Linked DNA regions of Homo sapiens: all the other regions are linked to region 1. The links are chromatin loops, found by intact Hi-C in ENCODE. Cell type or tissue: OCI-LY7. All regions are shown on one strand.

Region 1 (5,000 bases):
AATGGCACGATCTTGGCTCACTGCAACCTCTGCCTCCCAGGTTCAAGTGATTCTCCTGTCTCAGCCTCTCTAGCAGCTGGGATAACAGGCATGCGCCACCACGCCTGGCTAATTTTGTATTTTTAGTAGAGACAGGGTTTCACCATGTTGGTCAGGCTGGTCTCGAACTTCTGACCTCAGGTGATCAGCCCGCCTCGGCATCCCAAAGTGCTGGGATTACAAGAGTGAGCCACTGCTCCCGGCACCATAGTTGCATTTCTAAATATAAAATCCCCACGAAGTTTGAAAAGATGATGAGATCAGGGATATTTGAACACATTTTTAAAGTAAATGGATGTATGGAATATTATGATAGAATATAGTAGTAGTGGTAGTCAAGCATGAAACTGGTAGAGAAACAAAAATATACATGTAAAATAAACTCAGTATTTTAATAATAAAATAAATGGTATCCTAAAAAATACACTGATTTTGTAAATCTATATTTTGCTATTGTGACTTTCTATGAATATCCATTTATAAAGTGTTACATTCCAACCTGAAGCTTTTTTAAAAGTACAACAATCTTTTTAGTTTCAACTTTAATCTGTAAATTAAGTGCCCTAAATCATCTAATAGCATAGCTCTAAATTCATCCTTATCACCACTGCCTATTTAACATCAAAACTATCATAAAAAAAATAGTTCTTATCTATCAATGCATACATATATTACTTTTCTTAAAAAAAACCTGACTAATAATGTGGCACCATGAACATGTTATATGTAGACATGGTTTGTTCAAAGGGCTAAAAAACAATTATAGCCCTGCCTACTCACAATGCATTCCCCCAAATTTTCATTAGCTTACATCATAGTAAGACTTCACAAAATTTTCATCTGAAAAGACCTACTTTCCTTAAGATCTTGCTCACAAAACACCCAAAAGGTGCATTTTGAGAAAATGAAGAAAATGCCATGATGCTATCTGTGGCTCCTGCAACACTTGTTTTACTTCCTTTCGAAAGAAATAGAAAGTCAAAAGAGACTTCAAATGGTGGGCAGATGTAAATGGCATTTGCCTGAAAAGACATAAAGCAGCATTCAACAGGGAAGTCCCACCCCACTGAGTCTGTATAAGCGCTCACTCCATCTCTGTTGTAGTTGAAGACAGTGGCTGTCAATCAATCCTGGCTCAGTGGTTAAAGAACCCCACATAGGCTCCTCAGTAGGGTGTAAATGGCTGCAATCGCCTGGGTATAAGCAACTGATTTGCAAGCTGAGGGGCAAAACAAAACAAACAAAACAACAACAACAACAACAACAACAAAAAACACAAAAACCCCCACCTTGTTTCTTCCTCACACAACCTGAAATCAATACTCTAGCCTGTTTTTTTTTACCTTCTAGGAGGTTTACAGTTCTTGTAGGCCATCATTACAGAGAGTCACAGAAGGCACAAAACTGAAGCATGTCACCCAGGTTAAGAAGCTGAAGACTTTGTGCTGATTTCCAGTGATTATTGCCATTAAAATAGAGCAATGAGATAAAGTTTTGCCAGAGCCAAACACACACCATGGTGTTTTTGCAAAAGCATATACGAGAACTTAACTCCAAGATGACAGCTCCATCAAGCAGCAATCACCGAGAATGCTGTTCTGAATTCAAAGGCAACCCTGCTAACCACTCTTTCTGAGTAAATCACTTAACTTCTTTTATACCTCAGGTAGTTCATTGTGCACTACCTCACCATGGGTTGCTTACCAAGAAAACGTAATAAAAATAATTGGGGAGCTCTTTGAAGACATAAAATTGCTGTGGAGAGAATCAACTGTAAATTTAAGTCTGTGCTCCTTGGTGAAGAAGTCTCCAAGTGAGCTAGTCTTGATGAGGTCTCCTTTGATGATTTGGACTGTACTACTCTTAGTAGAAAGAGGCTCTGCCCCTTCCTGATGGGTACTTACGTACCCAGTGGCCAGGAGGAATGGACTCAGGGATGGGGCTAGGGGCCTCACCCACCAGGCATGAGAGGTAATTTGTGCTTCCCTGGCTGCCTTGGCACCATGCCTCTGTAGCTTTGTTTCAGGGATGACATGCTTCAGCTCAGGCTGCTGTGCTTAAGTCCTACTGTAGTCAGAGATTTGGGGCTGGGAAAAGAGGGGCAGCTTTGCCCCCTCCTGAGCCAAGAGGAGAGGGAGAGGGAGAGAGAGAGAGAGAGACTCTATCAAATAAAAGCCTGTTGGGATTTACAAGGAAACACTCGCTTGGGAGCTCAATTAATAATAAAATGTGATGAGCATGTTGATTCTGTGGGTTTTGTTTCCAAATCATTTGCTACCTGCCCCATTTCAGAGCATGTCAGGAATGGGTACTCTCCCACTGCAAAGATGGGGAAATGAGTCAAAGTGTCTCACTTGTGTAGCAAGTGGAAGCCAGATGTCAGAAGATGTATGCTGGGCAGATGTTAGAATTTTAAAACGAGAACTACCTGAATGGCCCCAGCAGAAAACATGGTATTCTAAAAATAGGACACCGACACCCCACCGAAATCAACTGTTCATTTATTTATTCTACATGACGGGTGCTGTGGGGCACCAGCTTCTTGCAAGCCTGCAAAACTGCTTGTGATTCATAAGATGTTTCTGAACAGAAAGAGGCTGGTGGTATCCGTCCATTAAAAACAGGCTCTTCACTGAGATACTGGGCTCTATGTTGTTTTTTCTTTAATTCCAAGAACTCAGAGGGAGGGACAGAAATGCTCAGTGGATAGCTATGGATGGATGAGCAGAGGGGAGAGGAAATAAGTGTGACATGTAAGCTGATCTGTGTGATACAGTAAGAGAGGAGGATGTTGCGAGGTAGGCCTGGGTCAGCGTCGCACAGGTGTTGGTGCTGGAATCTGTTTCCTGAACGTCTGTGCTGAACACAAAAACAACCAGGACCACGGGGGTAGAAATAACAAGTCTCACATTGCTTTAACAAAAACAACAAAATAAAGCACTATTCCTGTTTTCTGCTGTTTCTGTCATGCTAAATGACATCCCTGTCCCCAGGTTTAGCTATGTATTTTGCCACCTCATAAAACCCCAATCAATCTTCCCTTCTCTTCTGGCACCAAGTTATGAAGCATCCCTGATCTTCCAGACCTAAAGAAAACAGCAGAGAGACGGGGCTCCTCATCAGGTAGAGGTTTTCTTTTTTGTCAGAATTTGAGACTAAATACAGATTGGAGTATTCACTTGGGAATTCAACAGAGATCCATCTTAAGGAACATTCCAAATACACAATCAGAAAGAAAGCATTTGTGTGCTTTTCTGCTCCTAGGAAAATGCAGAGAGAAAGAAAAGGTTACTGTTTCATGTGAACTGATTTCTCCCTTCTCTGTGGTAGGCAGAGAACACATCATCCCACCTGGAACGTGAGTCATTTGTGAAATGCTTGTTTTAAATTCAAACTTCTCCACAACCTGACGAGTGTGTGGGAGACCCAAGGAAGCTGACATACAAGGGCAGATTTATTTTTCTGCCAGAAGGAACCATCAACACAAAGGCCAATGGTAACCCTAAAAATGGAAATGTGCTAACCCTTTTTATTGTCAAGCAAATAAAAAAATTATTCTTCAAAGGAGGAGAAACAAATGCTCAGACCCTCCAATGGCTTCCTGTCTCATTCAGAGTAAAAGCCCAAGTCTCTACAAGGATTCTATGAGGTCCTACGTGACCTGCCTCCCGTCTCCTCTTTCCTTACTTCACTGACTTAATCTCCTACCTCTCCTTATGATATAGGAGTTAAGAAGAAATTAGGCAGATAGCAAGGGCATGGGAGTCCTTGATAAGGCTTTTCTTTTTAATGAAAAACAGAAAAACAGCCCCAAATCATTTTCTAACAAAGAGCTGCCTGCAAGCTAGGAGCTTGCATGGGTGAATGCCGGCAGGAACTAAGGACTAGACATGTGCAGGATGGCAGCTCCATCTTCCTTTCTCTGCCAGCCACGTGTACTGTCAAGGAGCAGACAAGATGGTCCCAATCAACTAGAAAGTCCACTTGCACTGTAACCTCCGCCTTCTGGGTTCAAGTGATTCTCCTGCCTCAGCCTCCCAAGTAGCTGGGATTACAGGCGACTGAGCCACCACACCTGGCTAATTTTTGTATTTTTTAGTAGAGATGGGGTTCCACCATGTTGGCCAGGCTGGTCTCAACTCCTGACGTCAAGTGATCCGCCTGCCTCAGCCTCCCAAAGTGCTGGGAATACAGATGTGAGCCCCCATGCCCAGCATCAAGACATGGTTTTTATTTTTTATTTTATTATTATTATTATTATTATTATTATTATTATTGAGATGGAGTCTTGCTGTGTTGCCAGGCTAGAGTGCAGTGGCACAATCTCGGCTCAATGCAACCTCCGCCTGCTGGGTTCAAACGATTCTCCTGCCTCAGCCTCCCTAGTAGCTGGGACTACAGGCATGCGCCACCACACCAGGCTAATTTTGTGTTTTTCGTAGAGACAGGGTTTCTCCATGTTGGTCAGGCTGGTCTCGAACTCTCAAACTCAGGTGACCTGCCTGCCTTGGCCTCCCAAAGTGCTGGGATTACAGGAATGAGCCACTGCACCCAGCAGACATGGCTTTTAAAGTGCTCTGTTTTATCTACTTAAGGCCTGGACTCCACAAATCAAATCAATGTGTTATAATACAGAACTCTGGGTACTTCCTAATCTTATAACCTCTTCCTACTCATGCTCACGCCCCAAAGGCTATCTATCTATGAGATATGTTGTACACAGGAGAATCCAAGCCCAAGAAACTAAAAATCATCCCAAAGCAGTTTAAAAATGAACAGGGTTTATTTTACTGTAGAGCTTGTTACATCATCCATTTGTTGAATTACCATTTATGTTGGGTTACTTATCCTTACAATTCAAATGACCTACAGCCCTAGACACTAGAATTTTATTTCATTTTTGAGACACAGTCTCACACTGTCGCCCACGCTGAAGCGCAGTGGTATAATCATGGCTCACT
Region 2 (5,000 bases), 240 kb before region 1:
TAATGCCCCTCACTGAGAGAAGCAGAGTGAAAGAGAGGAGCAGAGGGGAGTATATTAATGAATTCTGTGTTAAATAGGTTGAGTTGAGGAATCTTCTGGAGAAGTCAAGCCAGTAGGGAATTGGATGTACTAGACTGTATATGCAAATATGGGAATATTTAACACAAGAAATATTTGAAGTCTTAATGTAGCCTAGGGATATAGAAAGAGTATAACATGAGAGCATATTGCCTAAGGCATTCTCCCTATCTGTGTTTCCCAAAAAACAATCTTGCTGCTGAGACCTATACCTTCAAAACATTCAAAACCTTATTCAAAACTCACATTTTCCATGAAAGCTTCCTAGACTTACATGGCCTTTGTCTTATTGTAATAACACTTATCACCTTTGAAAAAGTCATCATACATGTTTATAGGACCCTCCTCACATCAACGTTATTTTGCAAGACCCCATGTTTCTTCTTTCATTAAATACAGGCACTGTACACTCAATTGATATTCTTGACAAGCCAACTGTATACCCACTAGTAGTATACACCTAGTTGGGTTTTGTAAATGTTGAGTTTCCTATTTTCACAGAGCAATTTTAGTTATTTATGTAAATATTTTTGTTTTGGCCAAGTTATATATGTAACTAAAGACAATATAATCATATGATTCAGTGAAAGTAGAGGGTTAGAATTACAGCTAGCCAACACACTGTCCAAAGAAGAACATTAAGGCAAAAATGCTATCAGAACATAAAGCCAGCCAAGGTTTTCAAGTATCATTTCCAATTCCATTTCATTGACATGTTTAGGTGCCTTGAAGTGCCATTTACAACCCTGCCTCTGACATATAAGTTGGCCTACACAGAAAGTTCTCCAGCTATTTAAACTTCCCTGACAATTGACAACTGTCAGAAAGTATTATCCACAAAACAATCTTGAGCACCCTCATTAGCAGGGAACCATCACTGGGACAATGCCCACTGGTGGCTTGGCAAAGAGAGGGCACTGAGCTGCTGATAGCCATCTACCAGGGCGGCTTTCCGTGGAAGCCACTGGCTTCCAGTTCATTTTCTCAGACTTCCCATGAATGGGTAGATACAAAAGTTCTTAATCAGAGTTCCACATCGCCCAATCTCCAAGTCAATTAATGAACCTTTCTATCTGACAGGCACATAGAGGTTGTCAAAAAATATTTGTTGGCAAAGAATGATATTAATATGAATTAACTATGTGTTTGGGCCTTTTAAAAAACTACACCAGGATTTTTTTTCTTCAGTATGCTAAAGATGAAATTCAAATTCAAAGAAAGTCAAAGAAGTTGGTTAACCTGCTCAAGTCATATAGCTAGTAAGTAACAAAGTGAGAATTTGAACACAGATCAAAAATTTAACTCCAAGCAAGATTTTCAATATTGGCAAAGTGAGCTTCTTATCCCAACACTTTAGGGAAATATACTGAATAAGAGAACGTCAAAGTTTAGAAAGATAGAAGGCTCTCATACTCCCGGTTTTGAGCTACTCAGTATCCATCAATGTAGCCACAGATAATGTCAGAGTCTTCATGCAGCCTACGTTACACCATAGACATAATTCCTCTAAGCCCCTTCCCTCCACAGAAGTTGTTCTATACAAGTATCCACGAAGCTAATCAGTTAAATAAAACTGTAAAGTCAGCCCAGATCAGTGAATCAGATTTCAATTTTCCATCTGTTTCAAGTGAGTCACATCCTACAGATTCAGGGTCAATCTTATGTGAGTGCACAGTAAGCAATTTCCTATCCTAGATTGGCTTTAATTAAAAAGGAACATCCTAAAAATATCTTCCCCCATCAGTTCTACTATGAGTTCTCCATGCCCAGGTAGTCTTTCAAGGCAAAACATCTTCTTAGAGGAACTATTACATTAAGTTTATAATCAATTAAAGTACATAAGTTTTATCACATTACTTTCCAATGAGTTAAAGGAGGGACATAGCAGCATCCACCATGTGGATTATGGTGTCTTGGTTCACATAAGTGTGTCCTGGTTAAGAAAGCAGACTTGCTAGACAGGCCATTCAATTGCCACTCTACTGCCTACTAGTGCTGGGAACTCTGTCAGTTACTCTCTGTGAGCTTCAATTTTCTCACTTGTATAATTAGCAAAATACTAACCTTATATTTCTGTTTGAAATGGTGATAATTATTAACATTTCATTATAACTTATGGTGAAATCTATTTATACTTCCTCATATGCACAGTGAAAAGTGGAATCCATTTCATAATGATATTTGATGCATTTATTTTTAAGAAAGAAAATATCTACAAAAGTAGAAATCACTGATATAAAAAGACAGAAAAAAACGTAAACAGCTTTCTCTCAGCAAATAAGTGGTAATTTTTATGTGTGTCAATGATGAGTACAACAAGATAGGGATCTATATTCTGAATTAGTAATGTCAGGATTTTATACATATAACAATTCTGTTTTTAATGATATAAGCCCTCTTATAGGTTGCCGAAAAATTCACTACCAAAATACTAGTCTTCCAGAATGTAGCAACTTTTAAAGAAGCCTTTAATACCAGAATCTTTACCTCATATTAATTTCCGAGGGCTGCCATAATGAAATACCACAAACCATGTGGCTTAAAATAACAGAAATGTATTCTCTTGCAGGTCCAGAGGCCAGCAGTGCAAGGACCAGGTGCCAGCAGAGCCACACTCCTGCTGCAGCCTCTAGTGGAGAATCCTCCCTTGCTTCCACCTTCTAGTGGCTGCTGCCACTCCTTGTGGCTGCATCGCCCCAATCTCTGCTTCCATTTCCACATGGCCTTTTCCTCTGTCTGTCAGTCTTTTCTTCTGTCTCAAAAATTTGTCATTGGACTTAGGGCCCATCTGGACAATCCAAAAAGATCTCATTTCAAGTGTCCTAATTGCATCTCCAAAGACCCTTATTTCAAATAGTGAAATTCATAAGTTCTGAGAGTTAGGCCATGGACATATCTCTTCATAGACCACCATGCAACTCACTATAACCATTAACAAATTATACTATGATAGTTTAACTTTAATAATAAAAAATCATTAAAAAGTAACAGCTCTTTTCTTTTAAGTCTATATTCATTCTTCCAACTATTTAGTACTGCCCAAATGCCCTCTTCATGCAGAAAATGTTACGCAATGGACAACCCATGGTGAATCAAGCAGCCATGGTTCTCCCTTCGTGAAAGACTTTGTACACACACAAAAAAAATGCTTTTGTCTTATTTTTAATAAGAACTGAATTTCAAAATTCAGAAGCAAAAACTGTACAGCTTCTATTCCTTAGCAAATTAAGCCATTTAATATGTTAGCTCCAGTTATAGCATGCATTTATATTTTTATTAAAAATTTTAATGAGTATAAATACTTCTCTCCTAGAGAGTTTTAAAAATTAATGTTTATATTATGCTTCGGAATCATTGGATAAAAGGTGCTTCATAAATGCAATGCATTATTATTAAGTGTTATTAAAGTAAATTGAAGGCAAAGCATGTAATAAAAATTTCCCTGCGACAAAAGTCTGAGGTCTATATGTGGTTCCACAGTGCTTAGACCATATTTAACTGTGAAAGTACCAATATTAACATGAAAATGTTTTTGCTGCTGCTGCAATCTGGAATCAACAATGAGTATGTGCTGTTTGGCATTCCGTTTTTAATTACATATCATATTTCATACTAGATGTTGAAATTATATGCCACAAAATTTTATATCACTTAATAGGTGCCAAAATTACAAAAGTTAAAATATTTTCATTTCATAGAACTCATGTAGCTAAAGTTTCATTTCCTAACAGTAATATTAAGGACATATTGATGGAAATGAAATTTTTAAATGCCAAACAACCATCGAGACTTCCAGGTCTACATTCATATTTTCAATCAGTTCCTAGTTATTTACATCAGAAGTAAGTGATAGAAAGCATCTGTCAGTCTGATTCTCAGGTATTTTGAATTACAATAATCAAGAGATTAAGTCAGAAGAAAAAGGAGGGTATCCCTAGAGATTATATCTCTCTAAATAATAGAGAGGATTGAGAGGGAAGAGGAAAAAAGATAGCCAAAGTGAAAGTGGGGAGGGAGTTTATAATTTATGATGTAAAATATTCAATAACAACTTTAGGATAGCAGAAGAACTGGAGAGTTTAGGAGGGACTTTTGAAAAACCCAAGCCAGAAACTCCCTTTAACACTCTATGAAGGAGGTAGGTACACGTTAGAATTCACTTTTAATTGTATTTGTTGGCCAAACACTTTTTTCTTTTTTGAATATAATTCTCTCTGGAAATTGTGCTACCTGCGGCTCTAAGATTCATTTGGGTTACAAAGGAATGTAATTAACTAAAAACACAAATGAATTATAAGCTTTTCACTTTGTCAACTGTGTAAGCTAGAGGTCCTTTCCTTTTTGCTATACAAGTCAAAGGAAAATAGCCTCCTGTTTTGAAAGCTTAAATCTAACATTAGCGTACAAAACCATATTTGCCAAATTGAATTAATTGTTAGAATTAATCAACACTGGGGAAAACATAGATGCCGTTAGGCAGTCATTTTTCAAATCATGTGAATTATCCTTTAAGTTGTAAAAAAAATTTCAATAATGCATTTTTTGGTGTTTTTTAATTACCTTAAAGTTAATATTTTTAAAAAATTAGTAAAACAATATAATTATATATACACTAGAAGTCAATTTCAAAAAGCAGCAAATTAAGTGTCTTAAAATGTGATGACGTTAAGACAGGGATTCTAAATTTTATTATGTATTGGAATCATCTGGACCCCTTATTTCAAATGTAGATTCCAGGATTCAGTACAACCATGAAAAGTCTAATTCAGAAGGTGTGACATGGAACCCAGTCATCTGGCAAAGTGATTCAAAAGCAGAAGATTCATAAACCACAGCTTGAGAAAAACTGAATTAAAGTTTGATTCCAAATAACTGGAGAAAGTTTGGGGTGCACAAAGCTCTATATGATATTTATCAGCAAT
Region 3 (5,000 bases), 270 kb before region 1:
GTAGAGAAAGTTTTAGAAGAAAAAAGCAACTGTTCAGTTTTTAGCATAATTTGTTTAATACGTCTATTAGGCATCTAAGTGAGAGTGTTAATAGGCAATTGAACATATGAATCTACAATTGGGTTCTGGTTTGGAGATATATATTTGGGAGTGGTCAATGTAAATGTGAGGTTGATATCCCAAGGGAGTGAGTACAGATAAAATAAAGAAGATGAGAGTTCCAAGCTCTAGGCCTTGGGATACTTCAATAGTAAGAGAATGAAAAGAGGAACAGACATTAGAAATAAAGACAAACAGAAGTGGCCAGTATTTTAGGAGCAACATTAGAATCCAGGAGAAAAACTTATTTCAAAAAAGAAGAGTTATCTATAAGCCCAAGACAGTTAATAGCTATCAATAGAAGGCTACTATAGTCAAATTACTTGGTATCCAGTCTATCTTGATGTATTATGCAATTCAGAGTGAAGCTGATACTAGCAACCAGAAAATAGAAGTGCTAATAATAATAACAATAACAATATGTCACATTATATTCTTATTATGTTGTCACGCATTTTGACAAGTATTTTACAGTCATCTCATTTAAAACTCTCAAAAACCCTAGTAAATAAAGATTTTCCCTTTTTTATAGAAGATATTCTGAGGCTCAGGATTCTTGTGATTTCCCTGAGTTAGCACAACTCTTAAGATGAGAAACTGTCCAAAACAGCTCAACACCACAGTCTGTGCTTATAACCACTACACCATAGTGAAGATACCTCACCATGCCGCAGTCTTCGTTATTCTGAATTTCCACCGTTTAAAGAGCTTTAGTAACTTTGAAGAAAGATCTTATGTAAAAGTCAAGAAGAAATAACAAATGCACAGCTAATGATAAAATGTATTCAGAATTATAACTATTATAACCAAATATAACTGTTCACCCTCATGAACCATTTTTGACACAGTGTTGAATTCAAAGATATAAAAGTTCAACTCCAGAAATCTTAAAGAACAATATAGATCTTTACTTATAATTTCTTAAAAATAAAGTATGGGGGTGTCAGGGATAGGGGATACACAGCATTTAACAAAAAAAAATACTTTCTAAATATTTTATATGATGTATTTCTCTCACCCCCAAATTTACAACTGCCTTTCTCATAATTATCATATCTGGTACTCTGTCCCCTAAACCCCTGGTGAATAAAATCATCTGCCTCATTTTTGAAGCAGAATAGCATAGGTAAAATTAAAACTCAGGTGCCAAGCTTTGTTACCCAGTCCTACCGTGGGAATCCAACTGCTTGGGGCGTCAGTTTTCTCACTTATAAAATGCAATAATGATAATATCTCACCCTGAGATTATTGTATGGATTGAACAAATCATTCTGTTTAGGCATTTAGTACAATGCCTGACACATGGCAGGTGCAAAATAAGTGTTAGCTATACCGTATGGTGACAGCACCTTGGTAATATTCCACAAAGAATAGCATCATCTCTGTACGTGCTTCCCATGCCCTGCTCCTACTCATACTATGGTGCCTCACACTCAGTTTTCTTCCCATCCTTACTGAGCTGAGGATGATTCATCTCAGTCACTATGACTCTTGAAGCTCCCCTTGGAAAGTCCAGGAGCAAAACTCATCATATTTCTGACATGATACCAGTCTCTGTCTCTGATGATATTAGGGAAAAGTGGTATTCACTTAATTCTTTCCCTCAAGGGGCTGACAACCCCTAGAAATCCCTTGCTAAAACAACTAAAACAAATGTGGGATTGTCTCTTGCCCCCCAAAATTCCTGAGCAGCCTAGTGTCCTAAGGTCTGCAAAACATGGAGAAATCGAGGAGGAGGCCAGAGAATCAAAGCAACTTTGCTTATGATCAGCACGCCACTTTTGAAAAAAATAATAGAGTAAAATCTCCAACTTGATTATAACCAGCTTCTTCAGGGTTTGCAACCTGGAGACCTTATTTTTTTGAGGGGTCAGATTTCATGAAACTGAAGCATACTCAAATCACTCGAGCCGCCGAAATCATACCATCACCTCAGGTTTTAGTTGTTTGTGTGCCTGAAGGTTTGCTAGAGTTTCCTCTTTTTCCTCTTCCAAAAATCATGATGGTTACTTGGTTTGGAAATAAAATCCAGAACGTTGCCTATAAATAGTAAATCGGCCTCAAGTTCTGATTGACCATGCTTCAATCTACTGCCCCCTAGTGGATGGACCACCGTTGCAGCTGCACCTCTCCTTAATTCATAGTTGCCAATTCAAAACTATAAGCTATTCTCCATGGCAGTTCCTGATGAGTTAGAATCCATGAATGACCTGAACGCCTGTAGACCCCCACTTCGTTGGTGGCACTTCCCTGCCCTGAGGCTATTTATCTTTGTTCCATTTCAGTGGCATTTCTAACTGCTTTTCGAGACCTTTATTCCAGTCCCTGGCATAAAATTTCCTACTAATTTCTCCAGTTTCTAGGCAAGCTGGCCTCTACCCTTGGACTCAAAGTCTGCTTAACTCCAGTCCCACAGTTACAGCCAAGTCCCCAGAGATTTGTTCTCGTCCAGTGAAGTAAGGCAAAACCACTGAACAAGCCTAAACATGGCTGTCACTGACCTCTTCTCCCTTTCCAAGAACAATTCCAATTTCCTCAGTAAATGGGTATCCGTGGAGTCTGTTAAAAATCAATTTTCAGCCCATTTGTTCACAAGGAAATTTTTAAGGCTTCCTCTGTTGACCCTCAACCATTAAACTCAAACAAACCAATATGATGCTACAGGATACAAACTGATAGGATAAGATCTACCCAACCAGAGAAATGTTCCCCAGCAAGACAGATGCAGCTACTATTTTCCCTATAATAAGAAATTATTACCATCACAAGGACTACCTTAGCTCTATCTCACCTGAGAGCCTTGTCTTTAAAAGCAAACCTTAACCAGTCATAGTCTGGTCAAGAACCAATGACATAAGGGGTGATCTGACTTACACACAATACAATTAAATAGTTTTTTCTGCCTCCCTCCCTTGTCTCATCTTCAGTTGTCCCCCAGCAACTCATTGCTCTATCCTCATGACCTTAACTCCTTCTGACTTATTGTTTCCTTATTGATGTCTCATGACCTTCTTACTATAATAGGTGATATCATCCAGAGGCTTGATATCATAGGAGATAAAAGATTGAGTTCATTCAGTCAGCTCTTCTTCTTGGTTAATCAACCATCTAACTGTTGACTCTAAGTTCTGCCTTGGACATTGTGTGTGAACATTGATACTGGTCAGTTCCTCCTGTTTTTGATTCAGTTTCTAGAATTATATGGCTTACCCGTAAATCTCTGCCAAACTTCTACATCTATCCTTCCCTACTGCCCTACTGTAGATATATCCTATGGACACATATGTACATAATACAAGGAACACTCCTCTATGTTTATATTTTACAAAATTTCATAATGCCCTGTTTCTTCAGTTGAAATAAACATGCAGTATAAACTTCATAATACTAATTTTCATATAATTCCAAAACATAGATGATCATACTGAAGGTACACTTTTAGTTTAGGTCTAGGGTAATAATTTGAATCCAAAAATCCCACATGTGCCTCCCCATACTTATTCCAAATATAGCTGACTGTCACCTGGACCAGTCTTTATACAGCATTGCATTCAATTAAACAGCAATCTGACCACAGAAGGCCTGAAGTATTATGTAGGTCTTGATTGTGAATTGCTTTTAATGGATAATATGGAGAATTTACACAAAGCTTCACAGAAATCTTTCTAAAAATTATTTCTGGCCATTTCTTATTCAAGCCAGTTCTCTCTCACACAGATGCTGCCTCTTACTTCTCCATGCTCACTTCCTGCCTTGCTTCTCTCTCTCTCCCTTTCCATCTGGTATGGCTTACACACCCAGGGCTACTGACAGGTGAATGTGCACACCATCTGCAGCCCCCAAAGGAGCAGAGTTTGTCTTCTGCTCAGAATGCTTCTCTCACAACAGCCAGCGCTCAAAGGAATTCTGTTGAACACAAATACAAATTCTCTACCTTGTTAAACTTTCCATTTCTAAAGTGTACAATCATTCACCTACCACACAACCACAACAATTTCATGTTCTGCAAATAGAATTTATTTTCAATGACTTCCTCTGGACATCTCTTTCTGATTTTAAGCCAAAAAATCAATTTAAGATGGTCCTAAATGGGGAAAAATCATAACAAGTAGTTGGTAACAGGCATATTTATATCATTGGAAATATGAATGAATGCAAAAGCTATTTTAGATGCATAGACAATATTGGAGGATGATAATTATAACTTGCCTAGGGTATACAGTGTGTATGTATTTTACCAATGCAGATATTCTCTTGCTTTATTGGTATCCACATTACTATTTGTTCACTTACATCTACAGATTTGGGAAAACCTATAACTGGTGCTGCATTCCTGAGTTTCTAGAAGACTACATGGCCCTGAGGGCCAATTTTCAGAGACCAATACATCTTGTTGGACTAGGTCTGAGAGACAAGAGTCTGAGAAGAATACTAAGGACTTTGATGGATTATCACTAAAACTGAACTTTGCTGAAAAGTTATAAATCATCAGCTTTCTTCAGGCTTAGATGGGACTGATACTAGAAAGATCATTAAAGTCACCAAGCTGTCCTCAGGCCTAAAAAGTACATTGAAAAGACTATAGTCTACCAAAAATGTAAACGAGTGTAATACACATTCCAGGCATTTGAAGTTCAGGCACTAATCATCTCAAATAAATGATAAACAAATGACGAGTTACATGTAAATCTACAGTGTTGTCAAAACATTGCCCTTGTAATCCCAGATAAATGATGAAGTTTATAAAAGGAGATTTCTGAGGGTCATGGAAGATTGTTTAAACATACATGAAGAGTGGTTTAAGTGCTAATCCATTGCCATTTATGTAAACTGCATTTCTATCCTTGGTCTTTGCTGCATAAAATTGCCTCATCATTTTATAAATCCATAGACCTAGTTGA
Region 4 (5,000 bases), 410 kb before region 1:
TCTCCACAACTCTCAGTCCATGCTGTTTAGGTAGGGATGTCTCACTAAACATGGGACAGCATGGATGTGACAACATGGATGTCTCACCCCATGCTGTTTAGATGGGGATGTCCCTTCTCCTTCAGGAAAAGGGACATGGCCTGGAATGGCCAATAAAAGTCACATGATTGATTAAAGAATGATCATGGGACTCAAACAGGATCAGTGGTTGTAACCCCAATACTTCTGCTGGAACTGATAGGAAAGAAACACTCACTTTCCACTGAATTGCTGAACAAGTGGGATAGACATCTGGAGCCATTATGGGCTACTGTGAAAGGATAACTCACCTAAGAATCAAACTAACTGGAGTAAAGGTGATGGAAAGAAACTGACATTTGATGGCAACTTTTAAGTTTCTGGATCCATTTGTGCTTGAAGACAAGTTATACCTCACCTTTTCAATTATGTGGATGAATCTGTGTGGCAGATGACTTTTAAAATGACCATCAATAATCCAACTTTCTAGAATTCATGCCTTTGTGTAATCCTTCCTCTTGAATATGGGTTAATAATTTGCTTTTAAAGAATAGAATAAGTCAAAAGGAATAAGATGTCAACACCATGATTAGTTACAAAAGGCTGTGACTTCTGTCTTACTAGCATGCTCTCTCAATTGCCATCTTGGCTTGCATACTGTGAAAAAGCAGCTGCCACAAGGGTGAGATGCCTGGTGAGGAACTCAGATGACCTTTGGTCAATACAAGGGAGGAACTAATGATACAGACAGGAAGCAGGAGAGCAGGGTCCCTGGTGAGGGGTCCACCCTCAAGCCTGGACCCATGACCCTAAATGAGAACAGGCATTCCTGTTTTTGCACCTGAATGTTGCTTTGTGGCCAACCCCTCCCTGCTATCCTGTGCCCATATAAACCCCAAACTCCACTGGCAGAGGAACAGAGTGGCACGGCAGAGGAGAGAAGAGAAGAAGCATCTGAACGTCGAAGAGGCAGCTAGATGGTTGGAGATTATCTTCCCACTCCATCCCCTTTCCAGCTCCCCATCCCACTGAGAACCATCTTTATAACTCAATAAAACAGCACATGGAGAGTAATTACTAAATATTAATAAAATATTAACACAATATTGCTAGTGATCACTAAATATTAATAAAATATTTAATCCGATATGATTCACCAAGTTACACTGTCAATATCTTGCAAGAAAATTTGTATTGTCTTTATGAAAAGAATGAGTCATGTCTAACAATTAAATTCAGTCTAGCACGCTTTACAAAATTTACATTCTGGCTGATAAGATTGCAACAGACACACAAAATGAATCACAGGAGAAAGTGGAAAAATATTTTTGAATACCTGATCCTACAAACAAATACAATTGTTACAATTATAAATAATGAAATAACGTATTATTGTGCTTTTAGGAAATCATATTTTTTGGAAAAAACATAATGAGAAAGTAAAAAGAGTGATAATTATTACTACTATCATTAATACAAATATATTAATATTAAATTATAAATATTATAGTAGTAAAAATCATAATTGATTTTACTGCTACTACGTGCCATGCATTGCACCTTTTCCTGTAATTGTTTTATTGCTCATAACCACCCTGTGTGAAAGATGTTGTCACATTTTTGTAAATGAGGAAACTAAAACTCAGAGAGAATAGGTAATGTCATTTAATCAGGGTGAAGTTTCAAATCTAGATCTGCCTGAATTTAAAGACTGAGCTTTTTCTTTCATGCTATAGATAGGTGCAGATAAGACTGCCTTTGGGCAGTCTATTAAACTACTTAGCTCATAAAAACTAGAAAAGTAGAAAACTGAGTTATTTGTTTATTCTGGCTATAAAGATAACTAATTTAAAGCAGACAGAGGCAGCTTCCATCTCAGATGAGAACCACCTTTATAACTCAATAAAACCTCCGCATTCACCATCCTTCAAGACCTGATTCTTCCTGGACACTGAACAAGGACCTGGGTACCAAGATGGCAGGCTGTAAAAGGCTCTCGCCCTGACTCTACACTGCTCTGGTTAACACTTAGCCGTCAGTGGACAGCAACTGCTAAAAGAGCATTGTAATACATTTGGACAATCCTGTGGGGCCAGCACAGGGCCTGCTCCCACCAGAGAGAAGTGGCCAGCCGTTCCAGCTTTCCTTCGCTCCAGTTTCTGCACTCGCTTAATTTGCATGCTTCCTCCTGTGAGGAGTGGCCAGAGGCAGGCTGAGTGAAATGAGCCTCTCCAGTTCCTGCTCACAAAGGAGTCAGGGAGCTCCCCAATTTCACTAAGACACTTGGTCCAACAGTGGCCCAAGGAACTGAATGTTACCAGTAACCACTGAATGATTTAGGTAGTGGATCATTTACCATTCTAGCCGCCAGATGACACTGCTGACACCTGGCTGACAGCATGACTATAACCTTGTGAGCGACCATGAAATAGAGAGCCAAGCTAAACTGTGCTCAGATTCCTGACCCAGAGAGACCTTGAGATTAAAAAGTGTGGGTCCTTTTAAGAAGCTCAGTTTCAGAGCAACCAGGGACATAGTAATGGGTAACTAACACAATCCATTTAAGTCGCTTCTGTGTCTAGCATCCAAAAGTTCCTGACAATTTGTTTAAAAATATTTTTTTCATAGAATAAAAAAGAAGCAGCAAGATGAACAGCATTAAGAAAAGATGAAGTTTTAGTAACAGTCTCAGTGGCCTTGAAACTGTCTAAACAAGTGACATAGCATGAGTTCTTTTTCAGGGTCCCTTGTTTCTTGTTTTTAATTTTAACCACAAAGGAGGCAATCTTTAACTTTTAAAAAAGTCTTTAAAAGTTTAGGAATAATTTAAATGCACTTAACAGTTAAGTACTTTAAAAACTTTCAGGAAAATATGTAACAACTAGCAAAAATGAAAAATTCTCCCAGAAGACTTAAAAAAAATTATTTTTCCCTTAGGAGTATTGAAAGAGTAAGTAGAAGAAAGACTGAACAAGTTTAAGATAGAAAATAGAAATTCCGTGGTTTCTTTTTCCTTACCAAATCAGAAAATCACTACATAATAGACTGAAAATAACTTGTTTGAAGTTAGGGACATTTTGATGTAGGGAACATTTATCAAAAGACTGAAAAGACTCAGTGCAAATGACAAAATCAAAATAGCACCTCAGCTGAAAAATGTAGATGAAGCAAATGTTTATAAGCAAGCTATAAGTCGTATTTCAAGTCCTTGCCACCAAAGGGGACCTTAGAAATGTTCTAATCCAGTCTAATTCATACTGTAGGTGAGAGAACTGAGGCCCAGAACAGTTACAGTACTTTCTAAAGCTCAAGCAATTAGTCAATACAGAGCAAGGGTTGCTTTTATATCTTTGAACTCCAAGTTCTTTTCTTTTAGAAAATATTACAACTATATATTACAGACATTTATAATTGGGAGTGCCCTAGGAGAATTGAAGATGGAGTCCACAGAGCTCCCAATATTCTCCAACTACACATTTTCAGCCTTGCCATACCAAACTGCCCTAAAAAACAAACCCAAGGAGGAGCCTGCCATGAGAACCAGCCCCATCATCCAAAAGTGGGATTCAGTTTGGAAGCACTGATAGCAAAATAACAATTGTTTATAACTGGGCCATTATGACAGAATGGTGCCCATTCTGACTGGTGAGGGCCCATGCCATAATGGTTGTTAGCAAAATATTTTGAATATCTTCCTTGACTACATCTCTGCTTGTCTCAGTCATCACAAGGAGCTCTAAACCTCAGGTCATCCCTTATGACCAAGATTCCCCTCTTCATAAGGCTCTCTGTAGCTCCTGGTCCAGCCTAATTTCTTACTCCTCCATTACTGCAGAAACATTTCATTGTAATGTTTGGAACTCATAGTCTGCCATCAGCAAATGACTTCTCTTCTAAATCTCTCCAATAACATTCCTTCCCATCCTAATGCTAACCTGGCTGAAAATGAGAGCATCATTTTTGCTCCTCTGTACCCTATTATTATTTTTCCCTTCATTATTATTTCCCATCATTATTTTTGCCTTCTCAAAAAAATCAAATGAAACCACTTAGCTACTCTAAAGTACAGGCCATCAGATTACAGACTCCTCTACCCCTGCTCCCACAGTCATCTTTCATCCTCCTGATTATCCCTGCTATGGTTTACATGTATGTGCCCCTCCAAAATTCATATGTTGAAGCTTAACCACCAATATGATAGTATTAAGAGCTGGGGCCTTTAGGGAGTGATTAAGTCATGAGGACAGAACTTTCTTGAATGGGATTAATGACCTTATAAAAGAGGTACAGGAGCACTGTCTCTCTCTCTTTTGCCCTTTCCATCCCTTCCTCCATGTGAGGACATAGTGTTCATCCCTTCTGGAGGATATAACAAGAAGGAAGCAGAGAGCAGCCCTCACCAGACACAATCTCTTCTATGGCCTTGATCTTGGACTTTCTAGCTGCTAAAATTGTGAGTAATAAATAATGATTTATAAATTACCCAGTCTGTGGTATTTTGTTGTATCTGCACAAATGGTCTTAGACAATCCCCCTTCACTCACTAAAGACATAAACCCTAGGATTGTTGCCTTTTTCTCCACATTTCTTCTATAATAATTTTTAATAATTGCAATGTTCACATAAAAGAACCATCCAGGTATTTCAGCTCCTAGAACTCCTTACGTCAGATTTTCTAATCTCCAGGCCACTTCTCCCACCCCACTCCCATGGTCACATCTTAGAACTTATAATCACCAATAGCATAAAACCTGTTAAATCACAACCACTTATTGTCTTCTCCATCCATTTCCAGAAGTACCTCCACTCCAATGATTCTTTGACTCCATGGGATCCACAATACAGTGGCCCTAATAAGTTTATCAGCAGTCACTTACCTTGTCCTTTCCTCCCTGTTAAAATAGCCTAGAATTCCATGGTGGTTCATCATTTTAATCACAATCCATTGCCTGCACGGACCCTAAATTCTTTGCTCTTTTCTC

The links. Peaks named below come from ENCODE experiments on the same cell type or tissue, not always from the same donor. Only the 100,000 strongest peaks of a DNase experiment are listed, where the experiment ranks them.
Region 2: a loop joins it to region 1, with 2.8 times the contacts of the local background. A loop is called at or near these places in 1 of 110 quality-filtered maps.
Region 3: a loop joins it to region 1, with 2.9 times the contacts of the local background. A loop is called at or near these places in 1 of 110 quality-filtered maps.
Region 4: a loop joins it to region 1, with 2.8 times the contacts of the local background. A loop is called at or near these places in 1 of 110 quality-filtered maps.

Annotation. Positions count from the first base shown.
Region 1 is chr5:107,511,082-107,516,081 of GRCh38, forward strand. The region is part of intron 1 of EFNA5 (ephrin A5); the gene reads right to left. Among named protein-coding and RNA genes, the nearest start is that of EFNA5, 160 kb to the right of the region's middle. RefSeq lists a silencer at 1,007-1,301 and enhancers at 1,007-1,301, 2,286-2,345. In OCI-LY7, no CTCF peak of the experiment used is centred here; DNase peaks (open chromatin) are centred at 1,110, 2,490, 2,880, 3,390 and 3 weaker places; H3K4me3 peaks cover 3,592 bases; H3K27ac peaks cover 5,000 bases.
Region 2 is chr5:107,266,735-107,271,734 of GRCh38, forward strand. No RefSeq gene overlaps it. Among named protein-coding and RNA genes, the nearest start is that of LINC01950, 260 kb to the left of the region's middle. In OCI-LY7, a CTCF peak has its summit at 2,036; no DNase peak of the experiment used is centred here.
Region 3 is chr5:107,246,066-107,251,065 of GRCh38, forward strand. No RefSeq gene overlaps it. Among named protein-coding and RNA genes, the nearest start is that of LINC01950, 240 kb to the left of the region's middle. In OCI-LY7, CTCF peaks have their summits at 2,205 (motif pointing left) and 2,405; DNase peaks (open chromatin) are centred at 2,196 and 3,876.
Region 4 is chr5:107,102,463-107,107,462 of GRCh38, forward strand. No RefSeq gene overlaps it. Among named protein-coding and RNA genes, the nearest start is that of LINC01950, 94 kb to the left of the region's middle. In OCI-LY7, a CTCF peak has its summit at 2,394 (motif pointing right); a DNase peak (open chromatin) is centred at 2,419.